Linked DNA regions of Homo sapiens: region 2 is linked to region 1. A link is an interaction called in ENCODE POLR2A ChIA-PET data of the cell type or tissue named here. Cell type or tissue: PC-9. All regions are shown on one strand. Links, peaks and the distances in the headings refer to the core of each region. The heading gives the core; the rest is flanking DNA.

Evidence for each region. Peaks named below come from ENCODE experiments on the same cell type or tissue, not always from the same donor. Only the 100,000 strongest peaks of a DNase experiment are listed, where the experiment ranks them.
Region 2: POLR2A ChIA-PET joins it to region 1 with 6 read pairs; 1 of 35 experiments calls an interaction of 5 or more read pairs at or near these places.

Annotation. Positions count from the first base shown.
Region 1 is chr20:48,138,392-48,141,305 of GRCh38, reverse strand. No RefSeq gene overlaps it. Among named protein-coding and RNA genes, the nearest start is that of LINC01522, 150 kb to the right of the region's middle. In PC-9, for the core only: no CTCF peak of the experiment used is centred there; a DNase peak (open chromatin) is centred at 1,685; H3K27ac peaks cover 757 bases.
Region 2 is chr20:48,613,618-48,616,531 of GRCh38, reverse strand. No RefSeq gene overlaps it. Among named protein-coding and RNA genes, the nearest start is that of PREX1, 210 kb to the left of the region's middle. In PC-9, for the core only: no CTCF peak of the experiment used is centred there; a DNase peak (open chromatin) is centred at 1,771.

The DNA of each region.
Region 1 (2,914 bases), core at 262-2,761:
GACCAAGGGCAGTTTGGAGGTTAAAGGCACAATGAGGTTGGTTAGGTCAGATCTCTTCACTGTCAAAATTTTCTCACTGTCTCAATTTTTGCAAAGGTGGTTTCAGTAGCATGCTTGTAAAAAGCCTTGCCATCTTTGAAGTCAAAGCAGGTGACCAAGGAGACGTAAGTGAGTGTTGCCAAGTGAAGGGGCCAGAGTCAGCTGCATGTGCACCAGCAGCCACCTATGCTCATGAGGAACATGCCCATAACGAGGCTGAGTAGAACAAGAGCAGGCACCCATCTTCCTCTTGGCAACATGGAGCCTACATACCACCTCTGGATGCTGACTGCAGATTTCCCTTTTGTAAGACAAGTGAAACTCTCATTGTCTTAGCCATTGTTTAGATTTCTTTCACTGGCAGCCAAACAACCATGAATTGGAACAATGACAAAGTCAAGTGCAAAACATGGCCTTTATTTTACTCACTAGATAAACCTGTCACTGCACATTGTTAAAAAAACAAAATTCCTCTTTGTCATATCATACGATCTGCTGTCCAGTAAAGAGCAGCCTCACAATGACCAGAGACCCTCAGGGGGTGCTGCAGAAGACCTCTCAGGCCCTCAGAATGCCCCTGACAAGGCCACACAGTTCAAAACTCACCTTCACAAAGCATCCCTTTGGATTAGGGAGATGCTCCCTGGATGCTCTTTTGTTTTGAGAAGCGTAAATTTGCATTATGAGACATTCATGCTCTGAAGGACATAACCAAGGAGATGTGGCCAACGGTAACAGGGTGGGGGTGGTGGGCAGGCACTTTCAGATTGGGGAGGAAAATTAGCCAGCCATGATGGGGTGCACCTGTAGTCCCAGCTACTCAGGAGGCTGAGGCATTAGAATTGCTTAAACCTGGGAGGCGTAGGTTACAGTGAGCCAAGATTGCACCACTGCTCTCCAGCCTGGGTGACAGAGTGAGATTTTGTCTCAAAACTTAAAAAAAACAGATTGGGGAGGAGTTTAGTGGTGAGGTGGTGGGGTGATGTCCCTCAGTGAGGGAAGACACCGAGATCAGTCTGAATGTTGAAAATTAACTGGAGTAAGGTGGGGGTGCAGGAAGGGACTGCACTCTAGGCAGAGAGAATAGCAGGTGCAAAGGCCCTGAGGCTTGGATGTGTTTAACACACACAAGCTGTGCATGGTGGAGCTCTGTGGCTGGGGAGGAGGTCTGGAGGTGGGCAATGGCCACGCCATGGCTGTCTGTGGCTGGGAATTTTTTTTTCTTCTAAGTACTCTGGGAAGACCCAGCAGGATTTTAAGCAGAGTCTACGGACACTCCAGAAAGTTCTCACCCACCCCTGGGGAACTCTGCCTTTCCTGCCCCCTTTAACTGAAGTGCCTTTCTCCATTCCCTCTTTCACCTGGCTTACAGGGCTTGACGCTGTTACTTCCAAGAAGTGTTGCCCAACCCATTCTCCATGTCACAGGGCCAGCGCCTCTCAGGGCTCTCAGAGCCCCCAGAGCGCCCTTCCACTTGGACACCTGCCCCATGATTGTCAGAGGCACTTGAACCAGAGCAACTCCATCTTGAATAGGGGCTGGGTAAAATAAGGCTGAGACCTACTGGGCTGCATTCCTAGGAGTGTATGCATTCTTAGTTACAGGATAAGATAGAAGGTTGGCACAAGACATAGGTCACAGAGATTGCACTGATAAAACAGGATGTGGTAAAGAAGCCAGCCCAAACCTGCCAAATCCAAGATGGGGATGGAAGTGACCTCTGGTTGTCCTCATTGCTCATTATACGCTAATTATAATGCATTAGCATGCTAAAAGACACTCCTACCAGCACCATGACAGCTTACAAATGCCATGGCAATGTCCAGAAGTTACCCTATATAGTCTAAAAAGGGGAGGAACCCTCAGTTCCAGGAAATCTCCACCCCTTTCCCAGAAAACTCATGAATAACCCACCGCCTTGTTTAACAGATGATCAAGAAATAACTATGAGTATACTCAGCCCAGCAGCCCATGTCACAGCTCTGCCTATGGAGTAGCCCTTCTTTTATTTCTTTACTTTCTTAATAAACTTGCTTTTGCTTTATTCTATGGACTGGCCCCAAATTCTTTCTTGCATGAGGTCCACGGACCCTCTCCTGGGGCATTGGGACCCCTTTCTGGTAACATTATGTTTCAGTGAGTAACTTCTTGGCCTCCCTTCTCAGAATGTGGGGTCCTTAAGCACAGGACAGGCTGTGTTTGCCTCTAGAGCCCCAGCGTTTGGCTTGGTGGGCTCAGCCCTGGATGCTCCTTAGCACCACTTGGGGGCCCCTGATCCCACATCCAGGCTGCACCCCACACTCTCTGCAGTGGGGCCCAGGCATCAGCATTTTTAAAGCTTCCCAGGAGATGACAAGGCGCTGTCAGGTTGCCCACTAGATGTGCTCCAAGTAAAGGAATGGATGCTGGTCTTCAGAGCGTCTACAATGTCCACACTGCTGCAGTGGGCGTGAATCCAACCCAAAAGCCCAGGCCGGTTAGAAACACCGCTCCTCAGTTTTTCTGTAACTCAACTGAATTTTCATTTTAGGTCCCCATTTGCCTCTGTGGTGGACACTCAGTCTCAGTCGGTATCGAACTCCCCTTTGTGCCAGGACTCCAGCTGGAAGTGGAGGGCATGTGCCCATGGGGATTGCTTAGCGAGTGGTAAGGGGCTCAGCAGGAGGGAGAGTGCAAGCGCCTGGGACCAGGAATTGGAGAGGTAGGGGCTGTTGCTCGCTTGGGTCCAAAGGATCCCCGGAAGGGGTAGGTGATATAGGCTGGGAGAGGAGAGTCAAGTGGAGAACGTGGCCTGGGAGGCAGCTGGGGTCTCTAGTCAAGGGACATAGCCAGGCCATGTTTACCCCACAGGCACAGTCTGTGATGTCAACTCCCT
Region 2 (2,914 bases), core at 227-2,726, 480 kb before region 1:
CCTCCAAGTTCCATCCATGGCTCACACCTTGTCCATGACCTCCTAATCCAAGCTGGTGGACTGAGACAGCCTCCTATGGGGCCTCCTCGATCTGTGCTTGCTTCCATGATCCATTCTTCCAGCCACCAGAGCGAGCATTATAAAGTGCAAGAGAGATGATGCCACTCTGTCATCTACAATCTTCAATGACTTCCCATTGCTCTTGAAATAAAATCCAAGATCCTATGTGATCTGGTCCCTACCTTCACTGCACACCTCCCTCCCCTGCTCACTTGGCATCAAGCACATGCCCACCTCAGGGCCTTTGCACTTGCTGGGCCTAAAATGCTCTCCCTCCAGATCTTGTCATGGCTGGCTTCCTCATCCTCTGGGTCTTAGCTCACATTTCTCCTCCACCAGGGGACCCTCACTGACCGCCCTGACTAAGGGAGTCCCTGTGGAGTCACATTTGATTCCATCAGGCTGTACAAGTTCCTCCTTGGGGTTTATCGAATCTGCGATTATCTTGCTTATGGTTTTGACTGTGCCATCCCACTAGAAGGCCAGCTCCATGAGGGCAGGAGCCATGGAGAGTAGGAGGCTGTGGCTCCAGGACATAGCCCAGTGTCCAGCACATAGGATGTGCCTCCTAAATATTCATTGAGTGAATGAGTAAATGAAAGCTCACCCTGGCACGATGAATGAACTCAGCTCAAAACTCACCCGTCTCATGTCTTATTTCTTTCAAAGCCTGCCATATCTGAGAACTAATGAAGAATTTATTTGTGCTAATGAATATGTATTAGTTCTTTTAAGATGAGATATGCATATTTTAGTAGGAAATGCCGAGAGTCACAGTTCTTCAATCCAGGGACGCCACCCCAAGAATGAGAATGTGAAATGGTGATGAGGGTGGGGTAGATATTTAGAGCATGGAGTCCCAAAGAGGCATCAGATCACAGAATAGCAAAGGCTTCCTGGGTGCAGTGGGGGAGAGGAGGAGCACTGCCCTGGGGCAACACAGGGCCTGGCGCTGGGCAAATCACTTCCCCTCCTCCCTGGTCTCAGTGCTCCTGTCTGTACATGGGGATCATAATCCATAACTCACAGGGAGTGAGGTTCCAATGATAAGATGGTTAGTCTGGCGCTTTGCACATTTCAAAGGTTTTGCTTATCAAGTAGAAGGGATTATGGTAATAAGCAAAAAGACTCTACCTGTCACAGGTGGGATGCTTTTGGCTTCAAGCAGCAGAGAAATCCACAATAAGTATCCTATTGTTCTTACATCATAGGGACAATATCTTATGTCTCCATGAATCAAGAAATCCAGTGGACTTCCTAGCACTTCTGGTTTGGCTGGTACAGAGGTGGGGATCACCAGGGACCCTGATTCTTTTCAACTTCCCACTGTGCTCTCCACATTGGCCTGACCCTCAGGCTTGCACTCTGAAGCTCGTAGGATTGCGCCACAGCTCCAGGCGTCCCACCCTTGTGCAAGAGGTGAAAGCAAAAGAAAGAACGCGTCTCTTCCTAGTGCCTCTTTATAAGAGACTGGAACCCTTTCCCAGAAGCCCCCAGCAGATTGGATTGCCTGTAACTTTGGCCAAAATTGCATCCCAAGCGCATTGTTAGGCCTGGTGCTGGCAGAGGAAGTGGAATTATCATGGTTTGGCCAGTGCTTTTTCACCAGAGAGGTACAGCCTCTGAGGTTGTATGGAAATGTGGGGGTGGCTTGGCTCAATGACTGGTAATATTGCTGGCATTCAGCTGGGTGGGGCTGGGAATGCTGGATGCCTCCAAGGCGCAGGACAGTCCACATAAGACAGACCGTCCTGTTTCCCACACGAATTTCACTTCTCCTCTGGTCGCTCTTGTGTGAAGAGCCATTTAATCATCTTAGCCTAGAACCGACATCAATTTAATATCAAAACAAGATATTTTTGTAAGATTTTACCGTACACCGAATATAATATTTATATTCAAGTGTCTTTATTTTTCTGCCCTTCTGTTGTAGCGCAACTCCTGATCTTCTCTTCCATCCAAACTTCTTCTGTAGAAGTTGGCTAGGATCTAACTATTGGTTATATCTCTGTGTGTGCCTGTGTCTGTGTCTGTTCATTTGCCTATTGAAATATGATTTAATTTATTACAAGTTATTATTTCATTAAAAATTATTGTCCTTTTATTTCTTTTTATAGTCCACTTAGGGCATTGTAATGAGTTTTTAAGTAGGTGTATGATGTTATAGGTTAATTATTTATGACTTTCATTTCAGGGCAGTAAAGAGACATTAAGCACAATTCTTCTTTGGAAGAGGTCATGGGTCTGACAAAGTTGAGAACTCTGGCTTGGATCCATCAAGATTCATGTCCGGGGGCTGGGGCAGAGCCTGTGTTCTGAAACTCGTGGCTCCCAAGTGCTTGGACCACACAGGGGTTGAGTCAGGTTGGAAGGCGAGGAGGGACTCTCAGGTTGGCACCAGTGATGTTGACTGTATTACCCGTGCTAAGGCCTCAACCAATCATCTATGCTGTCACTGATTATAGAGGGTGCCTGGGAAGGAGCTGCTTCCCTGGAGAGGATGAGGGTACCAAGAGGGCCATTGAGGCAAGGCTGGATTTGCATTCAGCCCTGAGATCTGACAGCGGGAACCCACCACACTCATGGTCGGCTAGCTGTTGGTCACTAGAATGGTATCAGTTTATGAGCGGAAGAGGATTTTCACCAGGAAAGTAAGATCAGTTTATCTCTTTGAGTGCAACCCAGAGAAGGAAGGTGAAGTGTGACCAGTGCCCAGCTGATACAGGTAGCTCTGGAAAAGCCCTCTGGAGGCAAAATCCCCACATCCATTCACTCAGCCGACATCTACTGAGCACCTAATAGGTACAAGGGATCATGTTTCCAGATGTGGAGACTTGGGGGGATCAGCCCCCAG